2 separate regions of the Homo sapiens genome follow, and region 2 is linked to region 1. The links are chromatin loops, found by intact Hi-C in ENCODE. Cell type or tissue: ascending aorta. All regions are shown on one strand. Each heading gives the region's core, and the rest is flanking DNA. Links, peaks and the distances in the headings are about the cores only. Region 1 has its middle 110 kb from the start of LINC01615. Region 2 has its middle 7.4 kb from the start of LINC02544.

Region 1 (10,704 bases), core at 2,993-5,492:
ACTGGTGTAAAACGGAAGCTTGAACATCATAATCATAATACAGCTATGCCAACTCCAAAGAAGTACCAAACTCTACCAAAGAGTGGCCACTCCTGGATGCTGAAGAAGAGCATTGTTTGGGCAGCGGATAAAGGGAGAAGAGCCTGGGGCAGAAGCCTTGTCCCGGGAACCCAGCACCCTCATGCCTTAGGGTAGCAGCCCTGGCTGTTCCTTCCTGTGCCACGGGTGTCCCTGGAAGGAGAAGGAGTGGAACCTGCCCAGCTGCAGCTCTGCTTTGTTCTGTGATGAAACAATACCCCCTTTGAAAGCCTATTGATTTCTCTAATGGTTCTTCAGTCTATGGAAGACGTGACCCATGCTGGTCAGGACAGGTTTCAGCGCCCGTGCCTTCTGTGTCCACCACGTAGGCAGGGGCTCCTGCTGAGAGCCAGGGGAGCCAGTTTCACACTGGCTTTGCCTAAGTAGCTGCGGGCCTTCCCATGCATATATTGAGGTGTTTTTACTGCCACATCCCTGGTTACTCCAAGCTCTGAAATAGAGGAAGCCCTCAGTGCTGCCTCTTCCCCAGCGCCTCTGTGCCAGGCTCAGTGCTGGGCTCTGGGTACCCGTCCACGTCCGTGTTGTGACTCAGCGCTGCCCCCCAACCACCCAGGGCCAGTTGATGAGGAGAGTAGGGTTCATCTTGGAAAGACCAAGCCCTGAAGACAGAACAGAACTTGGACTTGCTGCACGTGGAGGCCCTGGGGAAGCTCCCCAAGCACAACCCTCTCCAGAGGCTCCTCTTTCTAGTGGATGATTCTCAAAACAGCGCTTCTTCCAAGTTTCACTTGGTGCATACTTTATAAGGAAGCCATGGATTTGGAGTGATACCTTGAAGGTCATGGATATGGGATGTCTGTCGTGACACTGATGATAAACAGCCAAGTGAAATTTGGTTTCAATGACTGTGCAGCTGTCTCGGCTTTGGCCGGGTTTTGTGAGGCACCCTCCAGAACCCCAATGCCAGGAGCGCTAAACTTTCCCTTGTCACGGGGCTTTCGTTCCCACAGGACAAAACAAAAGAACACGTTTAGGTGCTCAAAGGATGCAGCATTCATCATTCAAACTGTGCTTCTCGTTTCTTATTTGTAAAATGGGTCTAATCTAAATAATTCCTCAGAGCATTCCTGTGAGAGATAAATTAGCTAATGCAGCAAAATTTTTGAAACAGTGTGTAGAATGGAAAGGAGTAGCCTCTGGAGAAGTATTTACATTTTACAGCGTCATTCACGCCATTGCTCATACTCACGTGGGGGCACCTCTGCTGTCTGAAGATGCGCTTCTGAATTGTATTTCGTATGAGTAGCCTTCTTCCCAAAGCAATGAAAAGGTATTCTGGAGAAATCAGATTATTGAGCTAGTATAAGCAAAGGATTTTCGCGCCAGTCAGGAGAGGTAGACACAAAAGCTTACAGGCTGGTTCTGAGTCTCACTGGCCATGGGCTTGTGCCGTGTGATGGGGAGGACGCCCATCCGTGTTTCTGAGAGCGAGTGAGATCCATTGTTAAGTACATAAGAACAATAAAACTGAGGAAACTGTGTTACAGAAATGCTGTATTAGAAGAAAAAGAAAGGTTTCTGAAATCTTCAGGCCTCCAAGGCTGAGCTACTGCAAACCTCCATACCCGTCTGCCTGTCCACCAACCTTCCAGCCTGAGTTTCCTCACTAAGCAGTGGTGTGGTCTCCTAAGGGCCTGAAGAATGAGGCTTGCTCAGTCAGCAAAGTGGAGTCCCAGAGCTGCCTGCAAACACTTTTTCCAGAGTGAGATAGAAAATGCCAAGGTTTTCTGACTCAAGAATGCTAGCAGGATTTCTGGAGCTCTTTTCAGAAGCGCTGGTTCAGGGAATTTTCCACAAAGAGAAAAATAAAAGACTACAAAATAAAAACAGCCCAGAAGCTGCAGAAGAGAGAGGGACATGTAGGAGACAGGCTGCGCTGCTTCTGCCCACATCCAGCTAAGTCTGAAGGGGCTTCACGTGGCCAGGGACCCAGCCGCGCTGGCAAAGGTGGTCAGCACATCTGTGCAGCACCTGGGCACAGCTGTTGACGTTCTTGTCCTCATAATGTCAGCCTCCTATTTAGGCTGTAGAAAAAAGCCACACTGCTTGTGAGAGCGCCCCATGAAACTGTTTGAATTAAACTTAAAAGGATCTTTGTCGACTTTGGTCAAGCACAAGACCTAACTCTCAACGGTGGTTTTACGTTTCTCCTGCGTCAAACACGTTTGCAGCCAAAGGTTTGTTAAATAAACTTCCAGCACCAGCTGCACCACAGAAAGGGTGAAGCTTCTCCTATAAAGTGTTAAAAGGCATTGTTTTTGTGTCCTTTTGGAATGACGGCCACAAGTTGCATGCCTGCACTTTTCTTTCCTTGCTCTTTTTGTTTTTGTTTTTGAGATGGAGTCTGGCTCTGTTGCCCAGGCTGGAGTGCAGTGGCATGATCTCAGCTCACTGCTGCAACCTCAGCCTCCCAGGTTCAAGCAATTCTCCTGCCTCAGCCTCCTGAGTAGCTGGGATTATAGGCATGTGCCACCACCCCTGGCTAATTTTTGTATTTTTAGTAGAGATGGGGTTTCACTATGTTGGCCAGGCTGGTCTCGAACTCCTGACCTCAGGTGATCCACCCACCTCAGCCTCCCAAAGTGCTGGGATTACAGACGTTAGCCACCTCACCCGGCCTCTTGCTCTTTTTGGTGTCCTGTTGCCAGCACTGGCTCATAGCACCCGGCCTCTTGCTTTTTTTGGTGTCTTGTTGCCAGCACTGGCTCATAGTACCCGGCCTCTTGCTTTTTTTGGTGTCTTGTTGCCAGCACTGGCTCACAGCACCTGGCCTCTTTCCTCTTGTTGGTGTCTTGTTGCCAGCACTGGCTCACAGCATGCTGTGCACAGCATTGGCTCAGGTTGTTGGGTTTCTCTTGCCTTTCCGGTCTCACCATGCAGCCCTGAGTGTGCACCTGCCAAATAAAGCTCAGTAGTTTAACCTCCACCACAGGCTCTGCTTTGCAGACAATTTGGGTTCAAACAATCACCTTCTAAAATTGTTACAGGACCATGTCCAAAGTGAGAACACCAGTTCAGAGATACAAACACACATTAGATTTCTATGTTAGTTATGAGTCAATTGATTTTCTTAAATATAACTTTCTTCAAGATTATAATATATCTTACACTACCTTTTATTGAAAAAGTATTATTTCTAGGATACAGAAATGCTTAGAAATAATATTTCATAATGAAACCAGAAGAAACAACTTTATTTTTGTAATCTGTATTTTATTAGGCTTGGCATTTCTTTGCATGTGAAGAAATGAGTATTTGGAATATATAAGTTGAATGCCAAGTGACTATTTCCTGCATTGAAGTAAGTGAATTATCCATTGTAACTCAACTGCTGTCTGTGGTTTATATTAAATACTAGGATATGTTTACCCAGCTGATTTTTATAACTACATAATTTTGAAATATCCACAGAAATACATCTAGCAACCAAAACATAGACCTGAATACCTTTTGTTATAACCAAGCCTGAGACTGTCATTCCAGATGTGATTACAGTTCCTAGTCAGTTGACTTTAAGGACAGGGGATCACCTGGTGGGTCTGACTTCGTTAGTTTGAAGGTCTTGAAGCAGACTGGGACTTCCCAGAGGAGGAGAAGAAATGCTGCTGGAGGACGACCCTTTGGCTAATGCCCATGGTATTCCCAGTGGATCAGGTTCTTCCCTCCTGCCATCTTGTTCTACATGATTCCAACTTGCTTCACCAGCCCCAGCACTGTGTGAGTCAATTTCTTATAATAAATCTTGGCCTGTACCTCTGTGGCTGAAGTGTGACCAAGATGCCATTCATTTTGATCCAGTTCCACAAAGATGCATGAAGCATTGACTGTGTGCCAGAGACTGAGGCTGGAGAGCCGAGTGAGTCATGGTCTTTGCCCTCAATGCACAAGGGACCAGCAGGAGAGACAAAATGAGACACGAGGCTGCACAGTGTGCTGAGAGCAGCATCTGAAGCAACTCACGGGTACAGGGGCACTGATTTTTTTGGGAGGGCCACAAGGGCCTGCTGAGGACAAGGACCAAAGAACATGGGGTGCTCATCCCACAGAACAGAAGCAAGGAAGGGTTGCAAGCAGGGCAGGAACAGCATTCCTGCCACTGACTGAGATCTCTAGTGTATGCAGCAGCTAAGAAAAGGCTAGAGCCATGCAGACAAGAGTGAAATGGCGAGCGCCAGGGCAGGGGAGTGGCGGAATGAGGGGTCGAGGTTTAAGGGCATGGATCGCAGTTATGTGGGATCAATTAGTCTAGAGGACCAGTGTGCAGTGTGGGAACTGTAGCTTATAATACCGCCTCATAGATGGGATATTTGCTGAGAGAGTAGATTTTAGGTGCTCTTATCACACAAAAAACTAGCCATGGGAGGGGATGGCTGCATTATTTGGCTGGCTGTAGTGATCGCTGGGCTGTGAACATGTATCTCAAAGTGTCATGTTGTGCACCGCAATTAAACAGAATAAAAATAAAATTTCAGAATGAGAAAATAACAACCAATTACTCAATAATGTTGGAGGTGAAATAGGAGGAGGGATGACAAGGACAGTGTTCTCTGGGGGCTCAGGGTGTGATGGGCACTGATTTGGGCAACCATGGGATGTGCCTCCTGTTAGGTCCCATGCGTCTGCACCCTGCAGAGCATGGGCCTGGGCAGGGCTGTTTGCCATTGTGGAAGGGCAGATCCCACGGGGAGAGGAAGGTTCTTATCTCCCTGCCCTGCAGACCCCAAGACAAGGCAGTTTGGAGGGAGCAGTTGCGGGGGACGAGATAAATGGCACTAAAGGAGTTGTAGAGGAGAAATGTGTCGTTTCCAAGGTGCTCCGATCAGAAAAAAAGGTTGTTATTTAAAGAAGAGAAATGTTGCTGGGTGCAGTGGCTCACGTCTGTAATCTCAGCACTCTGGGAGGCTGAGGGGGGAGGATCACTTGAGGTCAGGAGTTCAAGACCAGCCTGTCCAACATGGTGAAACCTCTCCTCTACTAAAAGTACAAAAAATTAGCCAGGCATGGTGGCGGGTGCCTGTAATCCCAGCTACTCGAGAGGCAGACGTTGCTGTGAGCCAAGATCACGCCACTGCACTCCATCCTAGTGACAGAACTAGAATCCATCACACACACACACACATGCACACACACACACACACAGAGACAGAGAAGAGAAATGTTGATGAGTGAATGTGTGTTTTCTCACTGTGTGATGGGCAGCCTCTTCTTCTGCCCCTTGCTTTCCCATGAAGTATATTTTAGATATATATATATATATATATCTTATATGAGAGACTTTTAAAAAATGTAATCTGTAAAGTAGGCAGAAAGGATGGAGGAAGTAGTGCTATTGGTTCATGATTGGATTCATTTGAAAAGACAAAAGCCTGAAAACACAGAACAAACAAAGGACACAGCACAAAGACACAGAAGCCCCCAGAGGCAGAGGTCACTGAGAGGTGATTATCCTCCCCACGCGGAGCCACCCAGATAAACTGCGAGGGCTGTAGGGCCCGGCACAGCGGGCGTTGGGAGCCACCTCACCTCAAGTCGCCTATGCACCTGAACAGGTGCGCTCTTTTCTTCTGTGAGCATAGAGGCCTCGCTTCCAAGGGAGGAGCCTCAGGACAATTATTCCTCAGGTGTGGCTGGAGGGCAAAAAAGTGTGTTATTTTTCTTGATTAAACAGAACAACATGAATTCTATTTTTTTAAATGTGTATTTTGGTCAGTCTTCCTGTCCAATCCAAGCTGTGAAATTTAAATATTAAAAACAGCAACAACAAGAACAGTCAAAGCCTTCCCATCTCACTGCACGACTTGATCATACAGTGGGCTGAGTCTAACTGGAAAGGCAAGAACCCCGGCGCGAATTCGCCGGGACCCGAAGCGAAGTTCCTCCCTCATTCTGCTGAGCAGAGACCAAGGCTGCCTTCACGTTTTTAACTAAATTCACATAATTTTGAATTCAAACTCAGTATGTTAAGAAGAAAGCTACTTATCATTACATATGATTTTGTGATTTTACACGGATGTCATAAGGTTTCCATTTACAGTTTTGAAACTTGCTTCCTCTCTTAATCCCCGCCCAGCCCTAGGGTTCCTGAGATCACGGTGTGGCAGCGGCCCCGCCACCCCAGGACAGCTCCTCCCTTGTGCAACCCCAACACAGCAGCAGCCACACCTCCCGTTGTCAACCAGCGTCTTCCATCACTCAGAGTCTCAAATGCTGATAATCGCAGTTTTCCAAGGAATTATTAGCTAACGTTTTGGACACATTAATTTCTCTGAAACTTTCTTCAGGAGGTTTCGTATACACGGCAATTTTAATCCATTAGAGAAATAAATGATGGCATAACAAAATATTCAGTATGGGATCTCAGTAATTATAAAGTCTATTTAAAGTGTTCCACGAGCTTTTATTTAAGTCATTTTGGGCTTTTTTTCCCCCATTCTTTGGGAAACACATGTGCACTCTCTGAATATACAGGATAATGGTATTTATTTACCACTCCACTCCCACTTTTCATTTTTTGTATAAAGCTTACACACCTAGAACTTTAAATTTTTTTCATCTAATTATACAACAAATATATTTATTTAAAAATTTGATAACTTATACATTTTGCAATGCCCCATAATCAGAACACACAGTGATAACCAGTGTTAGCATGTTAATACATGCACTTGTATATGGATTTCTCAATTCCTGCAAATATTGTTTAAATGAATCATGTGGTGGATTTTTAACTTATTTGTTTTGAAAATACAGATACTTACTAAAGCCTAAAACATAATCGCAGAACTTACAATTTTTATATGTAACAAAACCCCACGTGAAGCCTCTTGTGGTTCCCTTACCCACATCAGGTTACTTCTTTTTTTTTTTTTTTTTCTCTGAGATGGAGTCTCGCTCTGTCACCCAGGCTGGAGTGCAGTGGCGCGATCTCGGCTCACTGCAAACTACGCCTCCTGGGTTCACTCCATTCTCCTGCCTCAGCCTCCCGAGTAGCTGGGACTACAGGTACCCGCCACCACGCCTGACTAATTTTTTTTTTTTTTTTTTTTTTTTTGTATTTTTGGTAGAGACGGGGTTTCACTGTGTTAGCCAGGATGGTCTTGATCTCCTGACCTCATGATCCGCCCGCCTCGGCCTCCCAAAGTGCTGAGATTACAGGCGTGAGCCACCACGCCTGGCCCCACATCAGGTTACTTCTAGCCTTATTTTAATGTTAATAATAAGTTTCTTGCCTTTCTCTGCAATTTTACCCCAAGGATATGAGTCTTTTACCACTGATTCAGTTTTTGTTTTGCTTTGTTTTTGCAGTCTACACAAACAAAGTTTTAACATATGTCAAAATTTACACATTTGCTGCTTTTAAATATCTTTAATGTTATCAATAGAACAAATTAATTAATTTTATCTTCTTAGAGCTGGCAAAAAAGTACATAAATTTTAAAAATTGTCTTTATAGTCAGCAAGATTACTTTTCTTCTTTTTAATATACACTTTTTAGGTATCAATATATTAGAAATACTTTCTGTGTCACAAAATATTAGTCTAAGACCTCATAATTCAAACATAACTTATGTAACCAACAACCTACTGGAGAAATGCTAGCTTCTTTCTAATAATTATGCAATTTCAGAGGATAATTTCATTGAATTATAATTGTTGTGTTATTAGCTTTTGTTATGTATCCATCTCAAAAGTTATACTTCCAGCAGTTGTGTATCCAAGAATCAATTTTCCATTATTCTCTAAATATATAATAATATTGTTTCTAGTTTTTATGTTGATGTATTGATTTGTGAGTAATAGTAGGTCACTATTTTAATGAGTGTTTTTATTTTAAATTTATATTAATTTTTGGACAGTTATATTTTATATTTGATGAATTGTTCTCAAATTTATTTAACATTCAACTTTTTAATTTTTTTATTTTCAGAAGGTTTGGATATTTATGCAATTAAACCTATTTTACCATAACCACTATTATTTATGCCATGTCTTGCCTTAATAAATGATTATATAAATATCAACTTATCTTTCCTTCTTGTAGCTTTATATGATTTAATTTTTATAATAGGCTCTTAGATCATTTGAAATGCAGTCATGTTTAGTGTCACTTTAAATTTTGCCCAGAATTTGATTGTTTTTCAAGAATAATTCAGTCTTTCTCCATCCTTTTTTAACTTTTTTTCTTTTTTGTTAAATATCTTTAGTGAGATATCACTGACACGTAAAAATGTGCATGTATTTGAGGTGTACATCTTGATGTCTTGTTATGCATATACATTGTGAAATTATCAGCAAGATTAAACTAATTGGCATAACTATTACCTCTATGTAGTTATTATGTCTGTGTCTGTGTGTGTTCGTGTGTGGTGAGAAGATTTTCTTTAAGAGCTATCCTCTTAGCAAATTTTGAGTATGCAACAAAGTATTGTTGAATATTATCACCTTGTTGTACATTAGATCTCCAGAATTTATTCCTCCTGTCTAACTGAAACTTTGAAAAATTTGGCCATAATCTCCCCGTTTCCTCCTACCCCAGCCCCTGGCAACTACCATCCTACTCTCTGCTTCCTTGAGTTTGACTACTGTAGATTCCACATATCAGTAGGATTATGCAGTATTTCTCTTACTGTGTCTTGTTTATTTTGCTTGGCACAATGTCCTCCAGCCCCATCATTGCCTTTATCCATTTATCCATCATAATGGCCATTCTAATTTGCATTCCCACCAATAGTGTGCAAGAGTTTCCTCTTCTCCACATCCTGTCCAACACTTATCTTTTGGATAATAGCCATTCTAGCAGGTGTTCACTGACACCTTATTGTGGTTTTCATTTGCATTTCCCTGATGATTGGTAATTTTGATCATTTTTCGTATTCCTGCCAGCTATTTGTATGTCTTCTTTTGACAAATGCCTATTGAGGTCTTTTGCTCACTTTGTAATTTAGTTATTTGCTTTCTTGCTATTGAGTTGTTTGAGTTCCTTAGGGTATCAACTCCTTATCAGATACATGGTTTATAAATACTTCCTCCCAGTTTGTAGGTTGCCTCTTCCTTTGTTGATTGTTTACTTTACTGTACGGAAGCTTTTCATTTTGATGCAAGTTCATTTGTCTATTTTTACTTTTGTTACCTGTGCCTTTGGGATCATATCAAAAAAATCAGTGTCTAGACCAATGTCATGGAGATTTTCCCCTATGTTTCTTCTAGTAGTTTTACAGGTTCAGGTCTTACACTTAAGTCTTTATTTTGTTTGGAGTTAATTTTGACTATGGCATAAAATAGAGATTTTGATTTTCTTGTTTCGTGAAGTGTGACATAATGTTGTTGATTTAAGATAGTTCCCCTGTTTAGATGTAGGTGCTTATCACTGTGAACTTGCCTCTTAGAACTGCTTTGCTGCATCCAGTAAGTTTTGTTATATTGTGCTTCTATTTTCATTTGTCTAAACGTATTTTTAAATTTTCCATTTTATTTTTTTAACCAGTTGGTTATTTACCAACATGTTGTTTAATATTCACATTTGTAAATTTTTAAAAATTCTATTACTGATTGCTAGTTCTGTGCCATTGTGGTGAGAAAAGATACTTAATATGATCTCAGTCTTTTAAAATATGTTAAGACTTGTTTGTCAAATAATATATCCTGGAGAATGTTTTATGTGTGCCTGAGAAGAAAGTATATTCTGCTGCTGCTGGGTAGAAGTTTTTGTATATGTCTGTCTGGCTCATTTGGTCTAAAGTGTAGTTTACATCAATCAATAAGTAAATGTTTTCTTATTGATTTTCTGTCTACATAATGTAACCTTTGTTGAAAAAGTGTTATTGAAGTTCCCTCCTATAATTTTGTTTTAGTCTCTCTCTCTCTTTTCTGATACATTAAGATTTGCTTTCTATATTTGGGTGCTCTGATATTGGGTACATACATATTTATAATTATTATACTTCCTTACTATACAGACATACCTTAAAGATATTGCGGGTTTGATTTCAGACCACCACAATGAAGCAAATATTGCAATAAAGTGAGTTGCAGAATTTTTTTTTACTTCCCAGTACATATAAAACTTATTTTACATTATACTGTAGTATATTAGGTTTACAATGATTTATGTCCAAAAATATATAAATATCTTAATTAAAAATACTTTATTGGTTATAAATACTAACAATCATCTGAGCCTTCAGTGAGTCATAATGTTTTTGCTGGTAGAGAGTCTTGCCTCACTGTTGATGGCTGCTGACTGATTAGGGTGGTGGTTCCTGAAGGTTGAGGAGGCTGTGGCCATTTCATAAAATAAGATGACAATAAAGTTATTCACACGGAATGACTTCTCACAAAAGATTTATCTGTAATGTGTGACACCATTTAATAGCATTTTATCCATAGTACAACTTCTTCCAAATTGGAGTCAATCCTCTCTAACCTTTTTACTGCTTTATCAACTAAGTTTGTGTAATATTCCACATTTTCGCTGTTATTTCAGCAATGTTCACAGCATCTCCTAGATTCCATCTCAATAACGCATATTTTTGTTGCTCATTCATAAGAAACAACTCCTTTTCTGTTAAAATTTTATCATGAGATGACAGCAACTTAGTTAGTCAC
Region 2 (10,704 bases), core at 4,226-6,725, 140 kb after region 1:
ATTTGAGACCGAAAAACCAACCCTAGCAGTCCATCCAGGCAGTCGCCTGACCAGTTAGGAGATTTTATCTTTCCTTGCTCCCTTTCCCAAATATAAGGGTTAAAATTCTACCAGGAACAGTCGACAATTCCTTTGTGAGGACCAAGCCCAGTCTACTTTTCTTCTACGGCACCCCATTTCCACAAATTCTCCTCTCTGTTGCCAAAACTAGCAACCTCATGATGCCTTAGGGTGTCCCACAGCCGGCAGGCCCAGCTGGACGTGTCAATCACTGTGGCACCCACTGCGTCCCCACAGAGGTCAGAGACCCTCAGCCCCCCACCCCCCGGTATCACCCTTTATTCCCAAGCCTCTTACCAATGGGGCTGTACCGGACTGGCTGTCCATGCTGAACGGTGGGGAGGGGCTTCTGTACTCGCAGGGACCCTCCCCACTCGTGGGGTCAGTGCTGTTAATAGTGCCAGAGAGAGGCCATGGGGAGCACGTGGGGTGAATGGGGAGGTGGCCAACTGAGGCTGCCACAGCCACCGCTATGTCCACCCCTGTGGTCCGAGAGGGCCGGTCACTCCAGCGTGGCTTCTGCTCTCTCCAGAGTGGTGTCAGAGACTGTTTCAATGCGCTGGAAACCTGAAATGAAAGAGGTGCACAGGGCCGGACGCCGTGGCTCATGCCTGTAATCCCGGCACTTTGGGAGGCCGAGGCGGTCACGAGGTCAGGAGATCGAGACCATCCTGGCTAACATGGTGAAACCCCGTCTCTACTAAAAATACAAAAAATTAGCCGGGCGTGGTGGCAGAAGCCTGTAGTCCCAGCTACTAGGGAGGCTGAGGCAGGAGAATGGCGTGAACCCGGGAGGCGGAGTTTGCAGTGAGCCCAGATCGCACCACAGCACTCCAGCCTGAGCGACAGAACGAGACTCCATCTCAAAAAAAAAAAAGAAAAAAGAAAAAAGAAAGAGGTGCACAGGGCTGGCCACAGGGGCAGGCTGGAGACACGGCCCTTGCCACCGGGATCAGAAGGTCCCTCACTGTGTGCCGTGGTGATGCCCGGCCAAGCGAGGTGGCAGGGAGGCGGCCCCAGCACGCTGAATCCATTCCAAGGAGGCTGCTTCTGACCTGTGTCACCTGCTGTGACGTCAGAGCTGGGCCCCTACAGGCCACAGCCTGCTTTGCCAGAAAAATTCACTCAAAATTAGGCTTTTTGGACTAAAACTTGTTTTGTTTCTTACTATGATTACTAAGAAAGCCCAGGATACTCACATAGAACCGAAGCTCAGCCATTTCTCCTCTGAGTACACGTTGACATCACTGAAGCCAGGCACTGACCAAGCCTGAGTTCATGCAACACCATCAGCACACAGCCTGGTCTTGGCCTCCTCATGAGTTCTTTGCGAGGCCACGCATCCAGGTACCTGTGTTCCTGCACGGAGGCCTCTAGGTTCGCAGGAGACCCAAAGCAACGGGCCGTAGGCTCACTCAGGAGCAGCTCCTAGCTCCCCACTCCGCCACGGCCCTGCGGGAAACAGCGGAGGTAGAGATGTGGTGGTAAAGCAGAAGTGTGAGAAGCTACAGTCATTTTCCTTAGGGTTGGTAAATTTCGTGCCGGCCACCATGGCCATAGGCTTAACCCAAATTAATAAAGCCCAGTGTAAAGCGTGCTTAAGTTTATACACAAATAAAGTTAAACCCCAACTAAGCCATGAAAAGCTACCGCTAAAATAAAAACAAACTGTGAAAGTGACTTTAGTGTGTTCTGAGCATGACAGCTAAGACCCAGGCTGCGGTCAGCCACCCCCTACGCCTTGCCATGAGCTCAATAAAATGAGCAGTCACCGGCCCGAGTGCCGCCAGCAGCAGCCGGGACTGAGGGCAGCGCTTCGCTTCCTCGGAGGAGCCCACTGTGCCATCAACAAACCCTGAAGCCCCCACCGGCTGCTGCTGACCCGGCCACACGCCACCATCTTCAGCAAACCCTACGATGGCCGCAGAGTGAGCACCAGCATTTACACAAAAACATCAGGTCCAGGGGTAGCTCTGAGGTGGAAAGAAATGGACCACAGAACATTCCACCCACAACAACCTTTACGAAATTAAAGGCCAAAGGAGGATGTGGCAGAAGTTAAGAACAGACAGCGTAACTGAACAGGGCCATGACCACACACACGCCACCCACCAGCCGCCTCAACCACCTCCACGGACAGAAGCTCAGGTGTGGTGGGGGTGAGCCTGACGAGGTGGGCATCCTGGAGAGCAGGTCCGGGGAAGCCCCGTGCAGCCTCTGCACGGCACCTGCTCACACCCGGGAGACTTCACATTGACTCCACCACTCTGAACACAAACTAGTCCCAAATCAACAAAACTTAGCAATTATATGTATTTAGACCAAAACATGTATTCACAACAAAAGGTATAAGAGATAGAAATTTATTTAGGTGCTACGGGACACGTACTGTAAGAGAAAGATGACAGAATAATTTAAAGTACAAAAAAAAGCAAAGCTAATCCCTTATACCATTTGCATAATAAATTTGCTAGAATGATTTTATGAAGAGAAATTTAGCTAAAACCTCTGAAAGCAGACAAGTTACTTATGGACGGTTGCAAGAACAAACTCTCCAATGTGGCAAAACGTGAGCAGAACCAAGAGCAGAGAAAAGCCATCCCGACCTGGTGATCCTGCTTATCCAGAAGAGAATCTCAGCTCAACTTTAAATTACCCCAAGAAGTATACATCTTAATGTAAGTTTAAATGTTGATCTAAAGAGGGACAGCTCCTTAGAAACAGGAAGCAACCTTTTATCCAGAGTAATTTATTAAATTTCTGGAGTTGTTTAAAAGTAGCCACCAAATAAGAGCGTGTTCAAGTTAAACACTCAGCAGACCTTAGTTTCAGCTCTCTCTCGCCTCTCTACATTTTACTGGATTAATCTATTTATAAGTAGAAGAAATACTGTTAACACAGTAACGAAGAGCAAATTCTCCTTGTATAAGCTTGTGTTAGATCACACATCCACTGATAGGCAACAACTGGATAAAACTAAACTAATTGAACGATTGTTTATTCAAATAATTGTGAACCCAACACAGCCATGCACTTAAAAAAGATTTAAAAAGTCAAAAGAGTCGAGCAAATGTAAACCCTGCAAATGACCGCAAAGCTGCGGGCAGGCTGTCACCCTGTCCCCCCGCTCCCCGTCCCCCCTGTCACTGTCCCCCATCCCCCTGTCCCCCATCCCTGTCCCCAGTAGAAGGCCACCAGCCATGGACAGCACGTGGCTGGTGCCTCCCACAGCTGCCCGACCTCCACACAGAGGAGAGCTCTGGAGAGGGAAGAGCCTCCACCATCCAGAGCAGACAGCATGGGGCGAGGGGGCGTCTCTGGACACTCACGGAGATGAACGAGGCCTGCTGGTGAGGCTGCCTCCAGCAACAGTGAGTGAGGAGGTGCTGCCGGGGTGTTGGGGACCGCTGTAGGTGCTCTCTGAGTCACATGAGGTTTTGAAGGGTTTTGAGGAGGTGAGAAGACACTCAGAGCTTTGTTTTCAGAAGATCCCTCCAGCTGCTGGTAGAGAATGGAGGGAAGTAGGCCTGGGAGCGGGAAGCCCACTGCCTCTGCCCCAAGCTGCAGAGTGGCCATGGGGTTGGAGGGAAGGAAACTGAGCCCCAGTGTCCCAGGAGGCCTTGGAGACTGGCTGGATTGGAGGGGAGGGAGGGAGAATGCCAGAGGAAGACTGACAGCTCAGTCTGGAGACAGGTGAGCAGTGGGTTTGCAGCTGTTCCCTGCAGTGCTACCCACAAGGGTCCCCAGCGACAGCAAAGCATGACACCAAGGAAGCTCACATTTTGAGAATTTTACTTATAAATATCAAAACCACATGGACTCTGGTGACGTCATAATTCACGGTAAACCTCAGCTTTTAAACCAGAGGCTCAGACAATGGTGTGAGTCGCTGACTCACTCGGCAGCTGCAAAGTAAGGGGCGAGCTTGTTTTCCTTGAGCACCTGCTTAGGAGTCCTTTCACAGAGGTTTTTTTTTTTTTGGAGATGGAGTCTCATTGTGTCACCCAGGCTGGAGTGCAGTGGTGCCATCTCAGCTCACTGCAACCTCCACCTCCCAGGTTCAAATAATTCTCCTGTCTCAGCCTCCTAAGTAGCTGGGATAACAGGCATGCACCACCACACCTGGCTGATTTTTGTATTTTTAGTAGAGACCGGGTTTCACTATATTGGTCAGGCTGGTCTTGAACTCCTAACCTCAGGTGACCCACCTGCCTCAGCCTCCCAAAGTGCTGGGATTATAGACATGAGCTACCACGCCCAGCCAGGAGTCCTTTCACAGAAGTTCTGTTTCACAGTAGCACATGGTATACATTGTGGGGCTAGAACGAAGAAAGTGCAACGTTTCCCATATTTTTTGTCTGTTGGAAATGTTACACTAGACACACATCAATTAAGGTGACAGAAAAACTTGTGCAGCCTCCTGGAACAGTGAGCCTTTTTCCTTCTCGATCACTGGGAATAGACATCAATGGGGTTTTGCATATTTCCCTCTCACAGAAATCCTACTGGGCACTTCAGCGTAGCTTACACAGAAAGGCAGGTGCTGCACTCATCACCGAGGGCAAAGAGACACTCACAATGGCAGCTGAGCCGCGGGTGGGGTGTGCTGGGCAGAGCATCAGCTCCTGGGCTAGGGAGCGCAGGGGTGCAGGAGTTGATTTGGGATCCCATAGCTTCACTGGAACACTTTGTAAACTGCAAAATTGTATTTTTTGCAAGGTGGAATTTATTTACTCCTTTCATTTTCTGGGCTTCATTATTCAAATAATTAGTTAAGAGGATCAAAATATGTGTGTGATACTCAGCACATCAGACAATATTCTGCTTCTCATGGGCAAACACAGGGGTGTGAAATTCCTTATCGTTAATAAAAGCAGCTCTGTGGGACCCGTTACGTCCCCAAGCCGGAGCACCACGCTCCTGTGTGGCCTTCCCTTGTGGTTGTCGAATGTTGTCGTTGTTTGCCAAATGTTGGAATGCTTCTCTGTAAAAGAGTTTCTGGGAAAGTACCAAATCCTGAGCCCTGAATTCGTCCCTACTCTATTCACATCCTCCTCACTCCTCAGGACCTGTGAGCCTCAGAGCCACCAGGCAGGGCCTTAGCCTGCATTGTCAACACCACAGCCCCCTACCTAGAGAGTCTCTGGGATGCCACAGGCATGAACAAAATATGGCAGAAGGGTTGAGTGAGTGAATTAATACATTTTCATGATTATTTGACTTCAAAATATTTTCTAAGGCCACATGCAGTTACTCCCTCACTGTGGGATTCATCCACCTTCATAATACTCAACCCCACCCTCCCACACACACAGCAAGGCTTCCTAGGACAGGCTGAGCATCAAGCTTGGGGCTGCCCCATCTCCAGCTTCCCAAGCCCTGAAGCTCAGACATGAATGCTCTGGTCCTGCCCAGTGTCTCCCGGGCCCTGATTTGCACCAGTCCCAAACAAAGCCCTGCACCTCCCGGCCCTTCCCCCGGGCAGTTCCCTCTCCCCCATCAGTGGACCTCAGCACCGCGCCAGACATGCCTGTGGGAGCCCTGTGTGCAGCCAAAAGCAGCCCAACCGTAGGAATCTGAGTTCTTCCTGCCTTGGGTCATCGTTATCGAGCTTTTCTGGGAAATTTGGGATCTTAGTGTCTGGCAAAATTTATATTACTTATTTAAGGCAAGTGTTGCAATTTTCCATTTCATAATCAAGTAAAAGCTAGACATATTCTTACTAGCCATTAAGAGAACCACAAATGATTTGCTAATTTTTTTCAAAGAAATATTTTTATTTCATATGTTGGCACAAAATGTAATAGTTATTTCTGGGTTTGGAGCTTTCCCTGAATAAGAATTCTGGATTTAAAATGTTGAAGACTATTTCAATTTTAAAACTAAAAGAAAATATGCAGAACACTATGAAAAGTTTAATACTGCATAACTTAATGTTATTAAAATGTGTAAAACTTGCAGCATATTAAACTATAAGAGAAACCCAAACTCAAAAAAAGCTACACAAAAGTGGCTACAACTAAAATGGACCTAACATAACTCAAAAATTTCTACTTCTGGCCATAAAACAGTAGATACGGTCTCTGAAACCCCAATGTGGCCCTGATAACAGTCAGTGTGGAGTTGTTAGCATACCAAGAGGAATTCAGCGAAGGGAGGACAGAAAAGCCATCACACTGGTCACCCACTGTGGGCCTCCTGAAATTCTCACCCTGTCTCTGCAGACCTGCCGCACAGATGAGAAAACTGAGTTTCCAGAGAGCTGAATGATTTGGAGTCACACAGACCTACAGCGCGTGTCCCAACCCTGTGCCTCTCATTACATAATAGTGCCTGCTTTGTACAAACATTCACTTTCATTCGTGCATGAATGATTTTTTAAGGAAAAGGTTGTAACAGCTGCCTAAGAGTCAGGGACCAAAGTTAAGGATCCTGGCCCCTCACCGACTTGCTTTAAGACCTTATACCATTCACTCGGCCTCTACGCCTCCTCTTAGGGCCTTTGCTTGCAGAAGATGGTAATTCCACTGACCTGCACCAGCTCACTTGTTGTTAGAGTTAAGTAAGAACATAAAGTAGTGAGATAGGTCGTTTTTCTTTTTATATTTGACTGATGCTTCAAATATAATTTCATTTCATCTGGAATATATTTTGATAGCAATTTTTCTTTACATCATTTTACTGTTAAACACAATAAACAAATAGGATATTGAGACAGAAAAGTTACAAAGATTCTAAACCAATGACTGATGATCTCTGGTATCAAATTTCCTATTAGTTTTGAAGGCCTGGCTGGAAACCCCCTTTTGCTCCATTTTTATTTCTGACATTGACCCTGCCCCAACCCTGCATAAACCTAGGAGGAGATAATCATGGCCCCGTGTGATCCTGGGGGGAGATAATCATGACACCGTGTGATCCCGGGGGGAGACAATCGTGACACCGTGTGATCCTGGGGGGGAGATAATCATGGCACCGTGTGATCCTGGGGGGAGATAATCATGGCCCCGTGTGATCCCGGGGGAGATAATCATGGCCCCGTGTGATCCTGGTGGGAGATAATCATGACACCGCGTGATCCTGGGGGAGACAATTGTGACCCCGTGTGATCCTGGGGGGGAGATAATCATGGCCCCGTGTGATCCTGGGGGGAGATAATCATGGCCCTGTGTGATCCCGGGGGAGATAATCATGGCCCCGTGTGATCCTGGGGGAGACAATCGTGACACCGTGTGATCCTGGGGGGAGATAATCATGACACCGTGTGATCCTGGGGGGAGATAATCATGGCCCCGTGTGATCCTGGGGGAGATAATCATGGCCCCGTGTGATCCTAGGGGAGGCAATCATGACACCGTGTGATCCCGGGAAGAGATAATCATGACACCGTGTGATCCTGGTGGGAGATAATCATGGCCCCGTGTGATCCTGGGGGAGATAATCATGGCCCCGTGTGATCCTGGGGGAGATAATCACGACACCGTGTGATCCTGGGGGAGATAATCACGACACCGTGTGATCCTGGGGGAGATAATCATGGCCCCGTGTGATCCCGGGGGGAGATAATCACGACACCGTGTGATCCTGGGGGGAGATAATCATGGCCCCGTGTGATCCTGGGGGGAGATAATCACGACACCGTGTGATCCTGGGGGGAGATAATCACGACACCGTGTGATCCTGGGGGGAGACAATCATGGCCCCGTGTGATCCTGGGGGAGATAATCATGGCCCCGTGTGATCCTTGGGGTAGATAATGATGACCCTGTGTAATCGTTGGGGTAGATAATCATGGCCCTGCGTAATCCTAGGGTATATAATCATGGCTCCACCTAACCCTGGGAGGAGATAATCATGATCTGTGTCATCCTAGGAGGAGATAATCATGGCTGCGCATTGGGACGCCTCCTTTTCTCGGCTGGAAGATGTGCCCGGAGCGGACTGAAGTCACTGCTCTTGGTGCATCTGGAATGTCCTTCCAGTGCCTGCTTCTTCCTTTCAATGAGCTCCCTCTGCCCTTGGAACCCAATTCTCTCCTCAGCAGCAGCTCAGAAGATGACATATCTGTTTTTCCTAAAACCGAACCCTGGTGACCAAACCCTTGATCATGGCCTCAGAATCAGAGAAGTGTTTTTCTCCCTCTCTTTCCACCTTCCGCTCTTTGAATTCTCCTCTGTCCACTCCTTTTCCCAGTTTTCCTTGTTTCTCTCCCTCTCTTTCCACCTTCCGCTCCTTTGAATTCTCCTCTGTCCACTCCTCTTCCCAGTTTTCCTTGTTTCTCTCCCTCTCTTTCCACCTTCCGCTCCTTTGAATTCTCCTCTGCCCACTCCTCTTCTCATCTCCCCATCTTCCTGTATAATGGGCTTTATGCCTTTGCTTCCCCAAGCCCACTCTGTATTTCCTCCGTCTTTCATGATGAACTTTTTCAGGGCAGGTGGTGCATACGGACCTCCCTAACCTCTCCTCCACCCCTTTTTCTACAACTCCAGTTCTCAGCATCTGTGCTCAGCAGTCCCTGGGAAACACGCTCTCCTGAGGTGCCATTAACATTCTTATCTCCAGACAGAACAGTCTCTCCTCAAATCCCAATTTTGTTGGCTTCTATGCAAAGAGAAGCAGGAGGTAAAGAGATCTCTTCCCTGGCTCATCCCAGTGGGGAACCTGCGGACTCTGCCAATGAAGAAATGCTGAAGAATTGCAAGAAGGACACTGCTCCAAAGGAGAGGAGAGGAGTACAGATGCAAAAGGAGCTGTGCACAGCGGGAAAGGTGGCAGGAGCTGCACAGACACCCATTCCAGCGTCATTCTTGCTGCCTGTAATCAATTCCTGTTCCCTTATTCTGGTGGTCAGTGTTCCTCAACAAATCACGCAGAGCCCCTTCCAACAACTGGGTAATCTTTTTGGCAAAACAGATTCTGTGCTCTCCAGGGAATCTCAATCTGTGATATGAGATGCCGTCTTGAATTCAAAATGGTGAACCTCTCGGAAGACTCTTCTAATTTAGGTACATTGGATTCTAGCTCTTTTGGATGAAAGTGGGAGAAACACAGCTTAGAGACCAGAGAACATTCTCAGCACCTGATCACATCATTGTAGTCCTAGATGTCCACTCAGAGGTCTTTGCTGAGCACCAACCACTCTTGGAGGAGAACTGCTTGGAAACCAGGATGTAGATGCACAAATGTGCTCTGCCCTGACTCAGCTTGGAGCCCCCATCAGAGCTGTCTCCCTTTCCAGGAGAGTCTGCCTATCACAGACACTCTTAGTTCCCTGGACTGTGTCTTTTTTGACGAGCTCTGGTGTGAGCTACAGTGACAATGGACATTCCTATCACTCTTGACGGCATCCTACCTCAAGTAAACACTGTGTTTCTCACATTTTCTAAACCTACAGGTGGAGGCAGCCCAGAATTATGGGCAATTAAAGGCATGGAGAGTGAGGGAGTGGGAGGTGAGCTGATGAATAAATGCCTCAGACTCCTTCAGCTGAACATTTCTTCCTGGTTCCTCAACAGGATCCTGGGAAAATTGAGCTTCAGTTGCCCACAGCAGTAACCAACTCAATAATGTACACTTTAAATCTCTCTTGTAGGTTCCCTGCTCCCGGGTTCAGCTTCCTGGGGTCACCTCCAAAAAAAAAATGACTTGACCTCAAGCTCAGATCCAATGCTCTGCTTTAAGACAAAGCCCAATGAAAGTTTTCTTCATAGTTAGAGAATAAACACAAGGAAACTAATTGTATTATTATCAAGGCTATAATTATCATACTTTCATCAACATGAAACCATGATCATCCAGGCCCGAGAGAGCACTCCCACACAGATGCTCATGGGCCTTATGGGAAGCCCTCTCCCCTGCAGCTGGGCTCGGACCCTCACTCTCCACCTCCCCCTAGCCCTCAGCCCTAGGGCAGGCCATCCTTTTTCCAGTAACACAGTTTTGTTTTGTTTTGTTTTGTTTTTTCCCGAGTCAGCTACAATGGAGCATATTTAAGTTTTGAAAGTGCATTCCATTGGAAAGTTACACCCAGGACATTTTAAGATTTGGGTGTTTCTTAAACTCTTTAGTGTCCCATTCAGAGGTTATTGCATGGGAGTTGCCTTTGTGATGGTTGAGCTCATCCACCCTACACTGGTTTATCCTAGGCAAATTCTCCAAGGGTCCCACATTTTATTCCTTCTTAGAGGCTCCTGTCTGTGCTCCTCCCACCTCTCCCTGGGTCTGGCAAGAGACAGGGGCCTCAAGATGCCTGACTGCCTAAGGTAAGGGGAAAGTGCCGTGCACGCTACCGAGGCCTGGAATGTATCCTTTCCAAACACCCGTGGCCTAGCTTTATTCCTGCTGAAAGTGTAATGAAAGTTTTTATTATAAAGAGGTTATGGTATCTCACTGTGGTTTTGATTTGCATTTCTCTAATGATCAGTGATGTTGAACTTTTTTTCATGTTTGTTGACCATATGTATGTCTTCTTTTGAAAAGTGTCTGTTCATGGCCTTTGCCCACTTTTTAATGGGGTTACTTTTAGCTTATAAGTTTTTTATAGATTCTGAATATTAGACCTTTATCAGATGTGGTCTGCAAAAATTTTCTCCCATTCTGTAGGTTGTCTGTCTACTTTGTTGATAGTTTGTTTTGTCATGCAGA

The links. Peaks named below come from ENCODE experiments on the same cell type or tissue, not always from the same donor. Only the 100,000 strongest peaks of a DNase experiment are listed, where the experiment ranks them.
Region 2: a loop joins it to region 1, with 6 times the contacts of the local background. A loop is called at or near these places in 1 of 110 quality-filtered maps.

The regions. Positions count from the first base shown.
Region 1 is chr6:169,042,802-169,053,505 of GRCh38, forward strand. No RefSeq gene overlaps it. Among named protein-coding and RNA genes, the nearest start is that of LINC01615, 110 kb to the right of the region's middle. In ascending aorta, for the core only: no CTCF peak of the experiment used is centred there; a DNase peak (open chromatin) is centred at 3,940; H3K27ac peaks cover 2,422 bases.
Region 2 is chr6:169,184,814-169,195,517 of GRCh38, forward strand. No RefSeq gene overlaps it. Among named protein-coding and RNA genes, the nearest start is that of LINC02544, 7.4 kb to the left of the region's middle. RefSeq lists enhancers at 489-988, 3,025-3,526, 3,527-4,026. In ascending aorta, for the core only: no CTCF peak of the experiment used is centred there; DNase peaks (open chromatin) are centred at 5,068, 5,568 and 6,333; H3K4me3 peaks cover 559 bases; H3K27ac peaks cover 2,500 bases.